Regions from separate parts of the Homo sapiens genome. Here region 1 is linked to region 2. Evidence: chromatin loops called from intact Hi-C (ENCODE). Cell type or tissue: heart left ventricle. All regions are shown on one strand. Each heading gives the region's core, and the rest is flanking DNA. Links, peaks and the distances in the headings are about the cores only. Region 1 holds the start of LINC01752 (long intergenic non-protein coding RNA 1752). Region 2 holds the start of LOC101929413 (a long non-coding RNA gene).

Region 1 (9,714 bases), core at 604-8,603, 160 kb before region 2:
GCTTGGTTTTTTATAATTACTTCATTACCTTGCTTAATTTCTTTCTCTCATTATTTATTTACATTCTCATTATAAATGCCATGAGAATGTGACAGTTACGAATGTTCACACAATCTAAATGTCCTTGCAAGATAAGTGTGGTAATTCCTGAAGGTTCTGATCGGATTTCAAGTATTTAACAACACAGAAAAAGGCACAATGTGAATTATTTTATGCATGAATGTAATTTAATCACATCCCATGAGTACAGAAGAGCATAGTTATTTATACCTTCAAGGCTTCAAACACCTAATAAATACACACAATATTGAAAGGAAACCTTCATGTTACACAGGTGTCAAAATCATACATTTCATGTTGTACTCTAAGACTCATCAAAGTGAGCTGAAGCCTTGAGGACAGAGAGGGAGAATTGTGATCTGAAAATTTCTTGGATTAACATTTGACTATCGACTTCAGTATTTTTATAGCTCAAGTCTAGGTACACGTAAGTAAGCAGAAAAATAAAACTCCTACCTCGGATTTTACATGCTGCTTTGGAAGGTAATATAAGACTCTGAGATATATCTGGGCCTCCACAAAAAGAGAAAAGAGGCTTGCCTGCTTGTTCTTGGAATGCATGGGGCCAGCTGGTAGAGACCTATCTACAGCAATCCCCAAAATGTGAATAAGAATCAGCTTCTGGCTGAGCATGGTGGCTCACGCCTGTAATCCCAGCACTTTGGGAGGCTGAGGCAGGTGGATTGCTTTGAGCTCAGGAGTTTGAGGCCAGCCTGGGCAACATGGTGAAAGCCTGTCTCTACTAAAGACACAAAAATTAGTGGGGTGTGGTGGCACGCTTGTGGTCCCAGCTACTCAGGAGGCTGAGGTGGGAGAATCACTTGAACTCCAGAGGCCGAGGTTGCAGAGTGATCCCCTGTCTAAAAAAAAAAAAAAAAAAAAAAAGAATCAGCTTCCTACTAGACTGATTTTTTGTTTCAGGGCCAACTCTTAAAATATAGACATATGAAATAAAGATGTTGCTATAGGAGGGATCATTTTTCTTTTCCAAGATACCAAACAAAACAATTTCGTAAACCTTTAGCTAGTTCCTGCTTCACTTCATCAGAAGCCATTGCTGTTTCTAAGCCAGTTCTTAGAAAACTCAAGTGCTGGAAATGTAACACCTCCATCACCTCTCATCCCTTGTTACTGTCAAAACTCTTTCTTAATGCCCACCTGAGGACCTGCATCAATAAAAACCCAATCTTTCAAAATCTAATCATAATAGTAATGCCAAAACTTGTTTCTTGACCAACCCTTACCAACAATGTAATCAGCTCCTCAGAGGAAGATTTGAAAATACGATCATCAAGTATGTTGTGGACACAATGCTGAGAGGGAACACAATTTCTAGATAAGAGACTTAAATTGACTTTAAGATTGACTTAAAATTCAAAAGGCCATGACCGCTGAGTTTGGGCCAAATCTAACAAGTGGAAATGAACAGGGCTGTCTGTAAAATTGTTCACTTGGGTCAGAAATGATTTGCTGGCACAAGTACAGGTCAGAGAGGGAGCAAATGGAAAAACAAAATAAAACGAAAGAAAACCTTGGGAATTTTCACTGCAAATAAACTAAAGCTAGAGATGCAGAGTGGCTGGAAATGTAACTATTCCCACCCACTTCCGTGTGGGGCCCTTGAATGCAGAATTTATTCAACTGAAAGTGAAGACCTTGACCGAAATATCGAGGGCCTTGAGCTTATTTTCTTCTGTATGACCATCTTTCAGAAACAAATGAATTCTTTCAAAACAAAAAAAAAAAAAGAAAGAAGAAAAAAAAAGGAGAAACAAAAGTCAAAGAAGATTTTGAAAAAAGTAATAACTGACCAATTTGGCATTAAAAAACAAATATTTTGATGCATATGAGAATTAAACTTGTATAATGCAAAACCATCTCAAGTGTTCTGGGTATAGAAAATTATTTAATGAGGTCAAAATAGAGAGGTAGATGCAGTAGTTTTCATCAAATTCACATTTGCAAATATTCTTTTGATACATAATCCCCTGTGTTCAGTGCCAGAAAAATGGTGCTAATTTTGGAATAAAATCAGACCTTGCTCCGGATTCACAAAATATTCATCATAAGAATGAAGAATGAGAGATGAGAAAAATAAATGTGAGTTGAGAGAAAGTAAGGAAAGCTTTCTGCAGAACAGAAAGAGAACACATTTCCTGCATCCTGAGCCTCTCTCCTGTTTTTATTTTCCTTGTAAATTTCCCACATTTCAGAATGTAGGTTGATGTAGCCATTATGGAAAACAGTTTGAAATTAAAAATAGAACTACCGTACAACCCAGCAATCCCTCTTCTGGGTATGTACCTGAGGGACATGAAGTCACTACCTCGTAAAGATATCTGCACTCCCGTGTTTATTGCAGGACTAGTCACAATAGCCAAGACATGGAAACACCTAAATGTTCATCGACTGATAAATGGATACAGAAAATGTGGTACATACATAATACAATGGAATATTATTCAGCCTTAAAAAAGAGATCCTGCCATTTGCCATAACATGGGCGGACCTGGAGAACATTATGCTAAGTGAAATAAGCCAGGCACAGAAAAATACTGCATGATCTCACTTATATGTGGAATATATTTTTTAAAAGAGGTCAAGTACACAGAAGAAAACTGTGGTTACCATGGGGTAAAAGAAGGGTGGAGAGCAAATGGGGGAACATAGGTCAAAGGGAACAAAATTGCAGATATATAGGATGAACAAATTTATAGATTGAATGTACAACATGAGGACTAAAGTTAATACAATTATATTGAATTAGAGATCTTTGTTAAATAAGTTGATTTCAGTTGCTCTTGTCACCAAAAAAACTATGTGAGATAATAGATATGTTAATTTGCTTTACTATAGTAACCATTTTATTATCTATATGTGTCCCATAACATCATGTTGTAAAACTCAAATATGCACAATAAAATTTATTTTTTTTAAATCCCACCTTTCATTAAGGCCACCCAAGGATTTCCCTGTAAGCTCAGGGAAGAAAATCAATTCTGTGGATGTACTGTGAGACAGCCAAGGAGCAGGCCCTAGGGAGGAAGCCTGCCAGTGGACAAGCAGATACAGGTGTCTACAGCTGAAGCATTTACCTAGAAACAGGTTGCATATTTTCTGATCACTTTGAATTTTTGTTTTGAAGGCCCTGAAGAATTAATTAGGTGTCAGGGCCTTTTGTCTGCTATGTCCAGTCCCTGAAAGAACTGAAGCCATGAAGCCACTTAGAACCAGCACATCAACTGTTTTCTAGATGATCAGAAACCTCCAGAGCTTTTCACTTCAGCTCACTGTATGCTTTTAAGCAACAGAGATTTAAAAGTCTTGAGATTATAGGACCATAAAAATACACATTTACATGTGGTCACATGTAAGGTTTAAGACTGGGAGTGAACCATAAAGGGAATGCTTTGTACCAGTACCAAAATACAAGTTCAATGAATGACGCAGCAGCTCTGAGAGGAACATAAGGAAAACACCCAAGCCGGAGTCTCTCACAAGCTTGAATGTGTGTTCTGGAGCTGAAGGATGCACGGTTGTTAAGCCCCTGTTCTTTTCCGTAAGTTCCTTCTGGGGCCTTCTGCAGCCATATAAAATGCAGCTAGTAAAACAGGTTTCCGTGGGAGGGAGACCTGGGAGTGCCTGAATTTCCTTCTTTTTTTGCTGAACAATTAAGCAACAAAAGCAGTCTGGGAAAATAGAAGACATTTCAGAGCTGGTCATGCATTCAACACATGCCAAGGAAGGGAGGTTTTGTCGCTGTTTGACTCCTAATCCTGTATTTACTTGTTGGCTAAATGGAATTAATTCATTTAGTTTTGCAGAGTGTTAGGCTTTCTTCTCTCCGTTAAGTTTCTCTTTTCTTTTCTCAAAAGGAAATAGCAAGCTTATCTTAGAAGGTTGAAGGCAATTTGGCAATCTGTTCTTTGGTTAGAGGAAATTATCCTATTTTAATAAACAAATTATTCAATTAATTCAACATGAAAAAATAGTTTGGCACTTACTGTGGGGCGGGCCTTGTACTAGGACATGGGATACACCAATGAACAAGACATTCAAAGATGTAGATAAACGAATAGGCAATTATGGTCAATGGACATGAGGTTAATGCAAGGGAAGGCATTAGGAACACTTGGGTCTTATTCACTTTTGGGGACCTGACGAAGGTTTCTTGCAGAAATCTAATCTGAGATCCAAGGAGTAAGTCAAAGTTTATTCAGTGACAGGGAGCAGGAATTAAGTTTAATTATTTTTCCAGGCATATGTGCAGAACGGTGGGGTGGGAGGCCTGAATGTGGGTGAGCACTCACTATGCATGAAGAACTAAAAGAATATTGAAATGACTGACATATGCACTGGTGAGAGATGGTCAAATAAAGTAGGTAGGAGCCAGATTCCTCAGGTCATTGTTGGTGTTGTTCAGCATTTAGAATGTTTTTCTTGCTTTGTCATTGTTTTTAATTGACACTTAATAACTGTACATATTTATGGGGTACAGTATGTTATTTCCATACATGTATACAATATGTAACGATCCAATCAGGGTAATTAGCACGTCCATCGCCTCAAACCTTGATCATTTATTTGTGTTGGGAAGCTTCAAAATCCACTCTTCTAGCTATTTGAAAATATATAATTAATTATTGTTAATTACAGACACTTTATAGTGCTATAGAACACTAGCACTTTTTCCTCCTCTCTCACTATACTTTTGTATCTGTTAGCATTTGAATTCTTACTCCAAGAACAAAGGGGTAACCACAGGGGAAAGAATCACTCAGATTTTGAAATTTCTCTTTGTCTACATTGTAGAAAATGATTTGGAGGTAGGTAAGACCAGAGAATTGAGCAAGGGGAGGATGAAAGGTGAAAGAAGACAGCGCTCTTCCTATCTTGGTGGGCTTGGGGCTGGGTGGTACTGCTGAGTTTGTCCTTTGCCTGGTGTCAACCATCACCATCTATCTCAATGATACCCCAGTGGACTGTAAGGACCCATTATGCCTCTGTCAAATATGAAATATCTAGACCTTTTCAAGTGTCTGTTTTGTTTCCTCAAACCATACCCATTTGGAGGTTAATATGTTGTTGGGTAAAATAATTAAACTTAGCTCCAAGTACAGAGTGAAAGGGAAATTTTTTGTTCTATCATGTTGGGACTTATATAATTTGATGTCTGTTTCATCCTCACCTTTTGAGTTAGTCTTTGCCCTGGAGTCTGAGAGAGTTTTCTCAAAGGAAATCTACAAAAATATTTGTGGATTTAGAAACACTAAAGGGAAGAGAAAATTGTTCTGTAGTTCACGTTCCTGACATTTCAGAAGCTCATGATCCCAGGCTCTCAGGTTACAAAAAGATTTTTTTCTTCTAAACATGTTCCCTTAAGGTGTCAATGGTTGATAATGCGCCCAATAAACATTAATGCATCAAACAAGTACAAACCCTTTTTGACACAGGAACAGAGCTGAAACTGTGGGACCTTAAGCATTAGCAGGCATGGGTGTGTTTTGGAGAGGGAAAAGTCCTCCTGAGATCACATGGGTTTCTGGGTAGAGAGGGAGAGCTAGATTTATCCTGAGTCTTGTGAATTATCTGTTGTGTGACTGAGTTTTGTGGGAATTAAGCCAAATCAAAATAAATAATGCATGTAATGTGTTTAGCACACTCCCCAGTGTGTGGTGGGCATCCAGTAAGCATTGGCTATTATTAAGAGCTATGGAGTCTGGGCCACATGCTACAAGACATTCAGCAGTGAAACTGTTTTGGGTTGCTGTAGAGAGTAGGGATGTATGTTGCATGGGAACAGTCAGGGAGGGAGGTCCATTTTCAGCATCACCCCAGGGTCAGATGTCATGACACAGACAGAGGGACCGAGAGAGAGAGAGCGAGCATGAGCCCCTCCTGTTATTGTCCTAAACCCTCATTCACTGAGGGCAGCCTCTACTCCATTACCGCAGTAAAGGTTCTGCTGTGAAGCCAGATATGCAGCAGCCCTCCCTCCAGCACCTTGCTTTCACAGGATCTGTTTCTTGCCATGCATGCCATAGATTCACAGAGCATTTTATAAATTGAAAAAGGCTATTCAATGGCAAGGTATTACTATTACCGTGTATCCAACTGGTGATGTTATCCCTATAGACAGGATGTGTTAGGGACACCCTGGGTCTCTTCCTCCCCACTCCTTCCCATTTTGAAGTACACATTTATGTTTATCAATTGTTACTATATCCAGAGCCCAGTCTTCTCCTATTTCTCCTACTTGTTCCTTGCCAACAAATTTCATTAAGGCTCTTCTGGGAGACCCAAAAAGTGGTGGGAAGAAAATGCAATTCTGACGTGCAAAGGTGGGATGATGGAAAATCAGGAATCTGTTGTAGAATTTTAATTTAAATATACCATTGTCGTTAAATACACCAATGGCGAGGGGCTGAGTCATTGAGCACTAGAATTCCACATGCATTTGATAATGATGGTTTCTAGTCGGTAATTACGTGGCTGTGGCCCCCATGTTTTTCTTGGAGTCTTTGTGATACTCCCTCAATTTGCTCTTCCTGTACTCACTTCTTGTCTTTCATTCTTGTCCTTGAATATTTTGGGTATATAGGACAAAAATAAGAATGCAAGCAGGCACCCACCAGCATGACAAAAATGAAATAGATGGAAGATGCTTACTGTTGGCAAGGAAGTGGGACAACTGGAACTCACATGCACTGCTGGTGGGAGTATACATTGACACAACCTTTTTGGAAAAATGGTTGCTAGTATCTACTAAAGCTGAAAGTAGCTATGCTATTGTTCAACCAGCCCACTTGTTGGTGTGTGCTTAACAGAACGCAGAAAACAGTCACCAAAAGACACGTAGTAGAATGTTCAAACTCCTCATAACTGGAATTACTCTAATGCCCATCAGCAATAGATTGGATAAATAAATTCTGGCATGTTTGCAAAAATGGGGTGCTATACAGTATTGAGAGTGCATGATATAATTCTAAATTACATGCATCAATATAGATGAATCTTATTTATAAACATAAATGTTGAGCAAAAGAAGCCAGATACATGCACAAAAACTCACACTCTATGACTGTAGTTTGTATAACAAACACCACTGATTTGTGCTGTTAGAAGTCAGGATAGCAGGTCGAATGTGGTGGCTCACACCTGTAATCCCAGCACTTTGGGAGGCTGAGTCATGCAGATTGCTTGAGGCCAGGAGTTCGAGACCAGCCTGGCCAACATGACAAAACCCCGTCTCTACTGAAAATACAAAAATTAGCTGGGTGTGGTGGCAGGTGCCTGTAATCCCAGCTACTTGGGAGGTTGAGGCACAAGAATCGCTTGAACCTGGGAGGCGGAGTTTGCGGTGGGCAGAGATGGCACCACTGCACTCCAGCCTGGGCAATAGAGTGAGGCATAATCTCAAAACAAACAAACAAACAAACAAACAAACAAACAAACAAAAAATAGAAGTCAGGATACTAATTAGTATTGGTGACCAGAAGAAAGCATTCCCGGGGACTTCTTGGGTACTAGTCAGGTTCTGTTTCTTAGTCTGGGTGCTGGTTTTAAGATTGTGTTCAGTTTGTGAAAGTTCATTGGACTGTATGCTTAAGGGTACTTTTTGTATATTGTATTTTAATAAAAAGTTTTTTTTTAATTGGCAAGATTAAATACATTATTTTTGTCATCTTTTCAGCCCTGGACACCATTAGTAATTTTTATGGAACAAAGCTAGCAGCAGAACCAACCAGCTACAGTCCTTAAATTTATACATTTCATACAGAAAATAGTACTTTCCCATCATTATTTCAGAATGGCTTAATCAATATCTTCATCTAAAAGATGAAGCCAGAAATGTCAGCTACACATAGCTGTTGCAAATATTAACTAGCATCTTGTATATAGATATAGTTCCTGGCACTGGCAGGTATTCAGTATGGTGGCAATCCTGAACCCCTGATTCCACTTGGAATGGAAGTCAGGATAGCAGCATTTCTGTGCTAGTCATTGCTCATAAGCTCATGATATGCTTTATATATTTTATCCCATATCAACCCTATGGGGTAAAAATTATTTCCATCGTTACCCAGATAAGGTGACTGAGGGTCAGAGAGCCGGATGGGTAAGGTCACAAAGCTGTAGGAGGCACACTGATATCTGAACTCAGGCCTCTTCCAAAGTTCATTCCACAGGAACACGCCGCCACCCAATTAAGTAGAAAACTACCCGAGTTGTACTTCAATTTCTCTAAACATAGTGGTTTCCTTCTGAGGTAGAAATCATCTGCTCAGCTGGTTTCAGAGTACCATTTTCCTTGTTGAGTTGACTTAGTGGTAAAAGAAATTTTGAATGAAGTGGGCAGAGAGATCCGGAGAACAGCAGGGAAGTCTCCAAGGACCTTGTGATTTTGGGCTCTCACTGTGGGAGTTGTTATGCTTTGCAGTAATTGCATATTGGATACATAATTCTAATTTTCATGGAGTGGGCTGCCCGGACCCTCCAACTTTTAGTGCTTATTGACATATTTTTATACATTTTATCAGTTTAACAACTAAAACACACTTTCCTCTTGCTCAAGAGTTTCCCAGGAGTATACTAGCAAAAGTGGGAGATGCAAATTTGTGAATATCCACTTTTTCCTCCACTGAAAGGAAAATAATAAAAAGTCCAGGTACTGGCCAAAAATAACTATTACTAAAGCAGACCCAGAAGCCCAGCCCAGGCCCTTGCAACCAAGATATGATGTGGTCTGCCCTCTTTGCAAGTTGAACTGTGCCAACATCTGTTGGCTTGTTGCCTCTGACAGCTACATAGAGAAAGACATGGGAAAGAGGTGTGGCAGAAGAACCAATATATGTGGTGCCAAGCATCATTGTAGATATCTGCAAGTTGTATATCATGACTTAATTTAGAAATAAAAACTGAGGTCACAGAGGGTAAGAAACTTGCTTAATGCCACAGAGATGTTAAATGGCAGAATCAAAGTGCAGTCCTATCGCAAGAATTGGCAAACCTTTTCTATAAAGGGGCAGATAATAAATATTTCAGCTTTGTGGGTCATATGGTCTTTGTTGCAATTACTAGTCTCTTCTATTGTAGTGTGAAAGCAGCCACAGATAATATAGAGGAAAGCAGGTGTGGTTGTATTCTAATAAAACTATTTATGAACACTGAAATTTCAAATTTCCTGTAATTTTTGTGTCTTAAAATATTATACTTAAAAATTATATTTAACTCTTTAAAAAATGTAAAGACAATTTTTAGCTTACAGGTATACAGAAACAGGCGGTAAGACATATTTGGCTCATAGGCCATAGTTTAGCTGACCCTTTGTTTTATCTGATTCTAAAGCTCACGCAAGCTGTTTTGACTTAGCAGGTTGTTTAATCTAATGTTCTTTGGAATAAAAACCTCCCTGCCAAGTAGTACTTGGTTTTATGCTCAACATGCTTTGACTGTTGAAAAGAGACCTTTGGCACACATTGAAGGGATGGTGAGTATATATTTGTTTGTGTTTGTGTGTGTGAGAGAGGGGGATAGAGGGAGGGAGGGAAAGAAGGAGGGAGGGAGAGAGAGAGAGAAAGAAAGAAAGAAGGGAGGCGCAAAGAACAGACAACAAAAAGAATTAACTCAATTTTTTATCTTATACCAACAAAC
Region 2 (9,714 bases), core at 1,028-9,027:
GAATTGGGTTTGCTCCAGGGCTGTTTCAGTGGCCACATTGTATCCATAAGCTTTATCCTTCCTTATTGGTTATGTGGCAGGGCTGTCATTCTGATTGACTGGAGCCCATGCTGCAATGATTGTTAAATATTGTGAATATCCCCACGACTGTATCTAAGAAACACCCCACAACCTTAACAAATTTTGTTTTCTTCTTCTGGGAAGTACTGTGGCTTTGTGGAACCTGAGGTAGCATTTGTTTCTGAAAGTGTTTGACAAATGTGTGTTGAATGAACATTTGAGAGTGAATGAATAGGTAAATGAATGATTTGGTGTAATGTCTTAGTTTCCTGGTGACAGTTTAAAAAAAAAAAAAGAAATGTCTTGATTAAGTGCAGACAATAATCTATCTTGGAAAGCTGCTAGAAGAGATATTTCAGGGATAGAATTGCAGATGTAAACTATAACAAAACTGCCTGTTTGCTTTATTTCTCTTTCTTCAGCCTGTTTATCTTTTCAGTCTCAACTAGCTCTTGAAATAAATAATACTGGGGTTTGCCATCTGGGGTGGAAAGCTGAATTTTATTAATTTGTTCTAAAACTAGCTGTTTTGAGCTTTGGGGATTACATGCAGGGAGTGTATCTCCTTGTCTTTAAAATTAAGATTTGGTGTACAGGTCAATGGTAGCTTTGCCAGTGGAATCCCAAAGTGCATTAGGAATATAGGTGGGGATTAAAGCAGCATAACTGAGATCCTATGCTCAGGACCACCATGGCCCCCACCCACACCCCTGCCATCACACCCAGCACCCCCTTGCTTTTTGAGTGTTAAAAATGATTTTTTCGCCCTCTCTGCTGTATTTTTCCACACTAGAGGGCTCTGGGTAATTTTAGCCAGTTTGTCCAGTTTGTGCTGTGTCCTCCGCTATCCACTTGGAATCTAAAAGATCACAGGAAGAGGACAGAGAATGACTAGCAAAGCCCTCGTGAAGCAACTGAGTTTTCATCAGGACATAGCAGATGCTGTGTGCAAAAAAGATCCCATTTGGAATGCCTGGATGATAGATACACTTTTTGATTTTCATGCAGAAACCTCTAAGGCATTAATTGGGAAGGGGTACAAAGGTAGAGTGACCATATCAACTGTATGTACTAGTTTGTCTGGGACATTCAGCTCTACATCTTTTGTCCTGTTATCTATCCAGGTTAGCATTTGTCCAAGATATTTCCCCTTAAGTGAAAAATTATTATCAGTATTTGTGTTAAAATAACCTGGGATAGACTTGGAAGACCTCTGCATTGTGCTTTCACTTCTTCCATGACCTTGCCTAAAAGTGAGTGAGACGCACATGAAATAAACAGAGTTTTCATTTCAACAAGTGGTCAAATCTGAAAAGAAACAGAGATGATCCATTTTTCTCTTCCTAACTCTTTCCAGATGCATCAAAATCAACATATCCCTTTCAAGGGAAGCATGCATTGTGTAGTCAGGCAGAAGTAGCTACTGTTGGGTAACTTTTTCTGGATATAGTGGTGGGAGAAGAGCTCAAGGCTCTGTCCCTATTGGACATTCAGTTTCCAACCAGTTATGCCATGGTTCTCCTGAGGCTGACTGTATGATGCTCGCAAGGCATGCTTCAAAGAGATTAGTTAAGGTGGCTCCATTAATGGGTTGAATGGTTTTTTTTCTCACCTAGTTCATGGAATTTAAGTAAAGGTTTTAGAAGTTCACTCTGACAAAGAAAAACTATATTTTTGTAAATGAGCTTCTTGCTCAAAATCAGTTGGGAATATTTAAATCAAAGTATTCAATGGACTAAGTGTCAAGAAGTCAGCAGTTGAAACTCTTAGGGACCTGCAATTGTTGACAACAAAGCTTGCAGGCAGGAAGATATTCAAATTTATTTCTACACAATATACATATTAAACAGTGAAAGCTCAAATGGCGTGTACAATTTCCATTTGAAAGTCTATAATTATGCTATGGAAAAACTCACCTTGTGGTAAGAAACTATTGATAGACCTCCTGTTTTTAACAGAATAAAGTTGCATTGCATATACTGAAATAAAATAAAATTGAGAAGGTCTGTGATTCTGTTACATTTATGTTTAGCGAAACATTCAAAAGTATCATAAAGTTTTTTTTGATAAGTTTTGCTTGTAAAATATTTGCCTAATACAAGCACTCTGAGGACAGGCAAAAAGTCAGTACATATACAGTACATATTTTAGGGCTGAAACAACATTTTTATATTTTAGTAAAGAATAATAGCATTGCTATGGATTGAGTTGTGTGTTCCCCAGATTTATATTTTGAAGCTCTACCCCACAGTGTCACTGTATTTAGAGATAGAACTTTTCGGAGGTAATAAAAGTTAAATGAGGTCATAAGAGTGGAGCTCTGACCCAAAGGAAGGGAGCTTTCTCTTCCTCTCTCCCTTTGGACACAGCAAGAAGTGGCTGTCTATAAACCAGAAAGAGAGCCTTCATGAGAAACTGAATCCACTAGCACCTTGATCTTGGACTTCTCAGTCTCTAGAATTATAAGAAATAATACCCAATCTGTGGTGTTTTGTTATATAAGCTTGAACTGACTTGTACAATATTCATTTAGCAAAACTTACTGTGAGCTTGGTAGGTATCACAGCCAATGTCAAGGGATATTTTTTCTTTAAAACAATAGAGAAATTCACATACTTTAATCATGCGATTTTGAAAAGATCTCAGGTATTTTATAAAAATAAGAAAAATAATAAGATAATATTGAAGACATATTACCAGGTTGGTAGGTATCACAGCCAATGTCAAGGGATATTTTTTCTTTAAAACAATAGAGAAATTCACATACTTTAATCATGTGATTTTGAAAAGATCTCAGGCATTTTATAAAAATAAGAAAAATAATAATATTGAAGACATATTAAAATACCAGTAATATGGTATGAGTCCCATGTGGCTAAAAAAACCCCAATTAATATATATAAATATATACCAAGAAAAACTGTTTTGCTTACGTTATTTTTAATGTTCATATAATAAACATTGTATTTAAAATAATTTTAATATATATGGATATATTCTATGTTGATTAAAAAATATTATTTTTCAAAAATAGTTTTGACTAGAACTATTTTATAGTTCCACCAACAAATTAAAATCAATAATTAATTTTTAAAATTTCAAAATATCATTTAGATTTATTACCACTCTTAACCACTTTGTTTCTCTCTTAAAATTGTTCTAGGTTGGACCATATATTATGGGAGCACCTTTTGCAAGGATGAAATACTCCGTCTGGGTAAGGCATTTTCATTGAAGCTTGTAGCTGTTTGTTTAGTTATTTAAATCAGGTTGATGGATGTAAAGTGAGCTCCTTCTACTCACCTGAAGCAGAAACAGTGCTAGGTGATACTCAAATCTCTGGGCACCCAAGAAGACTCCAAATCTCAGCATCTCTTGAAATAGGTGGCAATGTGTAACAGCATTCTAGCCAATGTAACATATTTTACGTCCAGGACTGGCCCCTAAAACATTTTGCATGATCCTTCAACATTCTTTTTTCCTTTCCTACTAGATGGATGGGAATAATTCAGCTGGGGATTTGGAGGCCCTAAAGGGCAGTGTAGCCAATGGACAGGTGATCCCAGGTACCTGCATGAGTGGAGGCAGGCCCTTCCTGCAGACCTGCACTGAACTATAACGTGGGCAGTAAGTAACTATACTTTGTGTTAAGCCACTATGATGTGGGGCTGTTTGTTACAACTGCAAAGATTGCTGTCCTTGATTAATGCACCATGCAATGTTCTCCCAGGCTTAGTTTCTCTGCTTGATTGCTCTCTTCATGTTCAACTCTTATATGAGTTGGTGACACTTTGGTTGAAACATTTCCAAGGACTGAAGAATATGTTTATTATCAAACCAACTGATTATGAAAATAATCTGTATTTTTAAGGTATGTGAAGGAGTAGGTATACATTTGTGCTTTGGGCCAATTTTATATCTTTAAAATAAAAATACATTAAATAAGCAGGTAATATTAATAATTAATAATACCATATAATGATCTGTAAAGCATATATTGATATGTAAAACACTGTGCTAAGTACACATATATAAGCACAACTCTTATAGCAATGCTTTGAGGTAAATGCTTTATTAACTCCATTTTACAGATGAGGACACTGAGGCTTAAAGAGCTTAAATAACTTACTAAAAGTTACATATGTGGAAATAGTGGAATGGAGCTTGGAGTCAAAGCATACTAGGCTCTAAAACTTGGGCTCTCAATCACTTTATTAACCATAATAGAGACATTAATTCTCAGTCCTTAGACCTCTTAAGTCTCACCATGATTCATGATGATAATTATCAGTGATGATTGACATTTCTGTATACTCACTCACTACTGCTCTGTGCTCTGTGCTGTATGTGAGATAGCTTATTAAAAGTCTTCACAATCATCATATGAGACAGGCATATTACTGTCTGTTATATGTATACCTAGTGTATCTAGTAGTTACAGTAAGCACTCCATAAATATAAATCAATCTTCAGCTTACAGAAGAGAAAGCTGCAATTTAGAGACTAAATTACTGACTATAGCACCTGTGGGAATGTTCTTTTAAAAAAAGTGACTTGGGTGTCATGAGTCTTTCCATTTCAGTTTTTACAGATTGCATCCCTTCTCTTCTAAAGAAAAAAAATTAAAAAGGGGGAAAGTAGTGTGACTTCTCTAGGTTAAAGCGACCCCTAAGTTAAAGAGGAATGAAGAAATTTACATTTCATAAGCTGAGAGTTCCCATTGAGAGTTCCGTCTCTCCACTTCCCACCTCCAACACATATACACACACACCTTTGTATTACTTTAATACTTTTGTGAATCAACAGAGAACCCAATTTTGCTAAAATCAAGGTGGCACAATTTAGCTTCCTGAGACTGGTCGTAGTCAGCCTTCACATTAACTTTGAGCAGGGAGGGAAAAAGCAGCAGACACGAGGACTGAGAGGCTCTAGCTACATAGTCTGGCTCAGGCTTCTCTACCGTGAAAAATGATGGGAAAAAGAAAAAGAAAAAGAAGCAGAAAAACAAAACCCGAGACAGAAGGTAGGAGGAGACACTGGGGCAGCTCCAGCTTTCAGCAAGCCGGCTCTGTTCCACTTCCTTTTGATTGTCCAGGAAAGCTAAGAAAAGTAAAAACAAGGCTGTGACTCCGTGGAAGCAGCCCTGTGGAAACGTTATGTTAAACAATTGGCCTGTGGGTCAATTGTGAAGGGCGTTAATGTGCGAGACCCCGATAAAGAGATTTGCACGAATGGCCACAAAGCATTTCATATTTAAATATGGATCCAAGTTTCTTCTGCACAACAGTATAAATATAACTAAGGTGGGGTGGAGAAGGAGATTTGGAAATCAGCCGATTTGAAGGAAGCCAACACAAACACTCCAACAAATGCAGCATTTCGCACAGCCTTTGTGCTCATTGCTTGTTGTTGGCATGAACTCATAAAAACAGAAAAAGGCCATGAAGGGTAGTGGTTGAGATATTGCATGCCCTGGTGGTAATGAAATACACTGTTTATCTGAAAACAACCTTCATGTCAGTGTGCTTTGCATTTCCTGAAGGTGATAGTCTATTTTATTTTGTTTCTTGATGGTAGTAAAAGTCTAGAAAAACGTACAATTTTTCAGAAGGGCCTTAATTTATTTTCTGTGGTTATCTCATTGTGAGATAAGTAAGAAGAGCGTAAGTCCCCAATCTTGAAAACTTTTTTTAAACTAGTTGTTTAATATAAGAATATATTTTAGCCTCTTTAGCAAATTCATACTGCACGAAAGGATATTCTATAATAGACTAAGCAGGCCATATAAAATTAGTAAAGTTGGATGTGGTGCCTGAAAATATTTGGCAGAATTCCCTGGAAAGCCACATGTGAACATTTTTAATATATATTATGAGGCAGAAAAGAATAATTATCTTCAATTGAAGTTCCCAGTGAAAGAAATGTATTTGTACAGTCCTTTCAAAGAAAACCCTCAGTATTGACAAATTGTGTTTGGGATGGTGGCTTCTCTGCTGTGGCTTGTGGCTTGCTTCTCATAGAAAAAGCAGACATTACTCTGCTATTTCATGTGACTTCTACCTTGAGCAAGGTGTTTTTGCCAAGGGCTTTGGAACATTGGCTGAGAAATCTCCAGAACAAATACTTTTGAACCCTATGGGTGTGATACTGTGGAGAGGGCAGGGCATCAAAACTACCTTGAGTGACTATTTCTCAACTTTATTTCTAACCTGGGCTCTTGGTTTGGGATAAATTGCACATCTCCTTTCTTTACTTCCTTCTCTGGAGAGGGTCACTTTTCACTCAGGGCACCCATATGTGTCTAAAACATTGCATTTTTGAGGCCAGCCTGTGTTTTAGTGTGGGTTGCCACAAACACAGATCCTGATAATAATTTGGTGTAAGAAGATTATTTGGGAGTGGATCCCAGGAAGCATATTGAAGGAGTGGGAAAAGTGAGAGAGCAAATAGAGAAAGCCAATAAGGGGTTGCAAAGAAACGATTGACTCCTTAAGGCTCAGTCCTGGTGGACCCCTCTGGGCCACTGTGCAAAACACAACTGAAAATTATCCATTGTGGGATAGAGCAGCTCAGGCACTTAGCCACCAACTCTGGTCCCTTTTGTGTAGAGGGCTGCTCCTGAGTTGTTAACCTTCTAGCTGAGACTTTTCAGCCTGCCTTAGGTTGATAGAGCATCCTCCCATAACCTAAGACGAGCCTTGGACAGACTGAGACAGAGAGAAATGGTCAATCTGAACAGGAACTCCTTGCAGGCTCTCTTGGCCACGTGAATTTTGGTAGGAACCTGGGAGCATCAGATATAACCACCATCTCTGACCGTTAAGGCAGCCTCCTGGCCAAGGCCAAAGCCCTTATTTTTGATAAGCGCCCAATATTTTTTCACTTTTTTCCTTTCCTTCATGTAACTCTTCCCAGTGTTTTGGAATAACTAGGTAACTATAGCCTTTAATTTCCTTAATTTCTAAGAGAAGTAATAATTATAGAATTTATCATTTATTGAGTGCTCACCCTATGTCAAATGCATTGACTTATTTAATTCTTACAACAACCCTATGATATAGGCATTCTTATCCAGGTTTTGCCAACAAGAAAACAGGCTCAGAGAGGTTACATTTCCCAAAGGACAGGGTCAGGATTTGAACCCAGGTTCATCTCAATTCAAAGTCCAAGATTTAACTATGAAAACTCAACATTGCCACCACCAAATTGGGATAAGCTGTATTTCCAGCTATATACAGGATATTCTGGGTGGGTATAATGACTGATATGGTAGCCAGCCTCCAAGATGGTCTTTCCTGGTCCTAATCTCCTGATACTCTAACCATTGTACAATCCTCTCTTACAGTACAGGGCTGGCCTGAGTGATCAATAGAATACTGTAGACGCAACAACATGTGGCTTCTGAGGAAGCATTGTAGCCTCTTGGTTTGTTCATGCTGTGGAAGCCAGCTGCCATGTCAAGAGGATGCTCAAGCAGCCATGTGGAAAGGCCCGTATGGTAAGGATCTAAGGACTCCTGCCGGCCCCAGCACTAACCTGCCAACAATGCAGCAAGTTACCTGGAAGTAAATTCTCTAGCTCCCAGCCAAATCTTTAGATGACTGTATTTCCAGGTAACATCTACAAAACATTGCTGAGAGAAATTAAGAAAGATCTGAACAAATGGTAATATATACCACGTTTATGGTTTTGGAAGACTCAATAATGTAAAATATCTATTAAATATCCCCCAAATTGTTCTAATTTAATCAGAATACCAGCAGGCTCTTCACTAGAAATTTAAAAACTAAGATTTGGATGGAAAAGCAAAAGACCTAGAATAGCCAAAAGAATCTTGACAAGGAACAAAATTGCAGGACTTTCCCTATTGATTTGAAAATTTATTCTGAAGTTACAATAAGTGACATTGTAGTATTGTTGTAAAGGCAGGCATGCCAATCAATTGAATGGAATAGAGAGTCTAGAAATGGGCCCATGTGTATACAGTCAATTGATTTTTGACAAAGTGACTACATAATTTAGGGGAAAAAGAATAGATTTTACAACAAATCCTTCTGGAACAACTGAATATCTTCATAGAAAAAAATGGACATTAAACCTCATCTCATGACACATATAACAACTAACTCAAATTGGATTCTAGACCTAAACATAAAAGCTAAAAATGTAAAACTAAACATATAAGCTAAAAATATAAAACTTCTGCAAGGAGCTATAGGAGAAAGTCTTCACAACATTGGGATGGGCAAAGATTTCTTAGACATAACTCAAAAGCACTAATTTTAAAAGAAAAAAATGATTACTGTATGTGATCAAAACTAAAACCTCTGCTTTTCAAAATATGTTATTAAGAAAATGCCTCATAATTCTCTTAAGAGAAAATATTTGCAATAATATGTCTGATGAAGAACTTTTATCAAAATATATAAATAACCCTTAAATTCAATAATAAAATGACAGACAACCCAATACAAAAATAGACACTTCAAAAAAGAGATTATAGGAGTGGTTAATGGTATGGACTAAATATCTATGTCCTTCAAAAATTTATATGTTGAAGCCCTAACCCTCAGTGTGACTGTATTTGGAGATGGAGCTCTTAGGAGGTAATTAGGATTAGGCAAGGTCATGAGGGTAGGGCCTTGGTTTGATGGGACAAACCCTTATAACAGGAGGCACTAGAGAACGCTTCTCTCTCCTCTGTCTCTCTCTCTCTCTCTGTCTTTCTCTACTATGTGAAGACACAGCAAGAGAGTGGCCAACTGCAAGCCAGGAAGAAACCTTCAGCAGATCCCAACCATGCTAGTACCCTGATCCAGACATTCAGCCTTCAGAACTGTAAAAAGTAGAATAAAATTCTGTTGTTTAAGCCATCCAGCCTATGGTATTTTGTTATGGCAGCCCAAGCTGAGTGATTTAGCCAGTAAGCCCATGAAAAGATGGTCAATGTTGTTAGTCATGAAGGAAACGCAAATTAAAAACATAATGAGGTATCAATATATATACATACATCAGAACAGTAAATTTTTAAAAATTGAAAATACCAAGTTTCAACATGGATCTGGAGCAACTGGATATCTCATATATTGTTGATATGAGTGTAAAATTGTGCAGCTCTTTAGGAAAACAGTTTAAGAGTTTATTATAAATTTAAATTATCCATTTAACCCATGATCCAGCAATTCTTCTCTTGGATATTTCCCCAAGATAAATTAAAACTTAAGTTCACAGAAAAGATTTGTATACCCACAGTGGAATACTATTCAGTCATAAAATGAATGAAATCATGTCTTTTGCAGCAACATGAATGGAACTGGAGGCCATTATCTTAAGTGAAACAAGTCAGACAAAGACAAATATCCCATCTTCTCACTCATAAGTGGGAGCTAAAAAATGTGTACACGCGGACATAGAGTGGAATGATAGACAATGGAGACTTGGAAGGGTGAGGGGGTGGTAGGGGATTGGATGACGAGAAATTACTTAGTAGGTGTAATGTATGCTCTCTGGGCGATGAATACTCTAAACGCCCTGACTTGACCACTATGTAATCTGTGTATGTAAAAAAATGCCGGGCCGGGCGTGGTGGCTCACATCTGTAATTCCAGCACTTTGGGAAGCCGAGGCGGGTGCGTCACGAGGTCAAGAGATGGA

Evidence for each region. A loop is a pair of places that touch in the nucleus more often than their neighbours do. Peaks named below come from ENCODE experiments on the same cell type or tissue, not always from the same donor. Only the 100,000 strongest peaks of a DNase experiment are listed, where the experiment ranks them.
Region 1: a loop joins it to region 2, with 4 times the contacts of the local background. A loop is called at or near these places in 2 of 110 quality-filtered maps.

The regions. Positions count from the first base shown.
Region 1 is chr20:10,743,596-10,753,309 of GRCh38, forward strand. LINC01752 (long intergenic non-protein coding RNA 1752) reads left to right here and starts at 9,495. Exons shown (of 2, transcript NR_110611.1): 1 at 9,495-9,550. In heart left ventricle, for the core only: no CTCF peak of the experiment used is centred there; no DNase peak of the experiment used is centred there; H3K27ac peaks cover 1,936 bases.
Region 2 is chr20:10,905,603-10,915,316 of GRCh38, forward strand. LOC101929413 (a long non-coding RNA gene) reads right to left here and starts at 3,670. Exons shown (of 7, transcript NR_109866.1): 1 at 3,364-3,670. In heart left ventricle, for the core only: a CTCF peak has its summit at 5,092; no DNase peak of the experiment used is centred there; H3K4me3 peaks cover 486 bases; H3K27ac peaks cover 1,802 bases.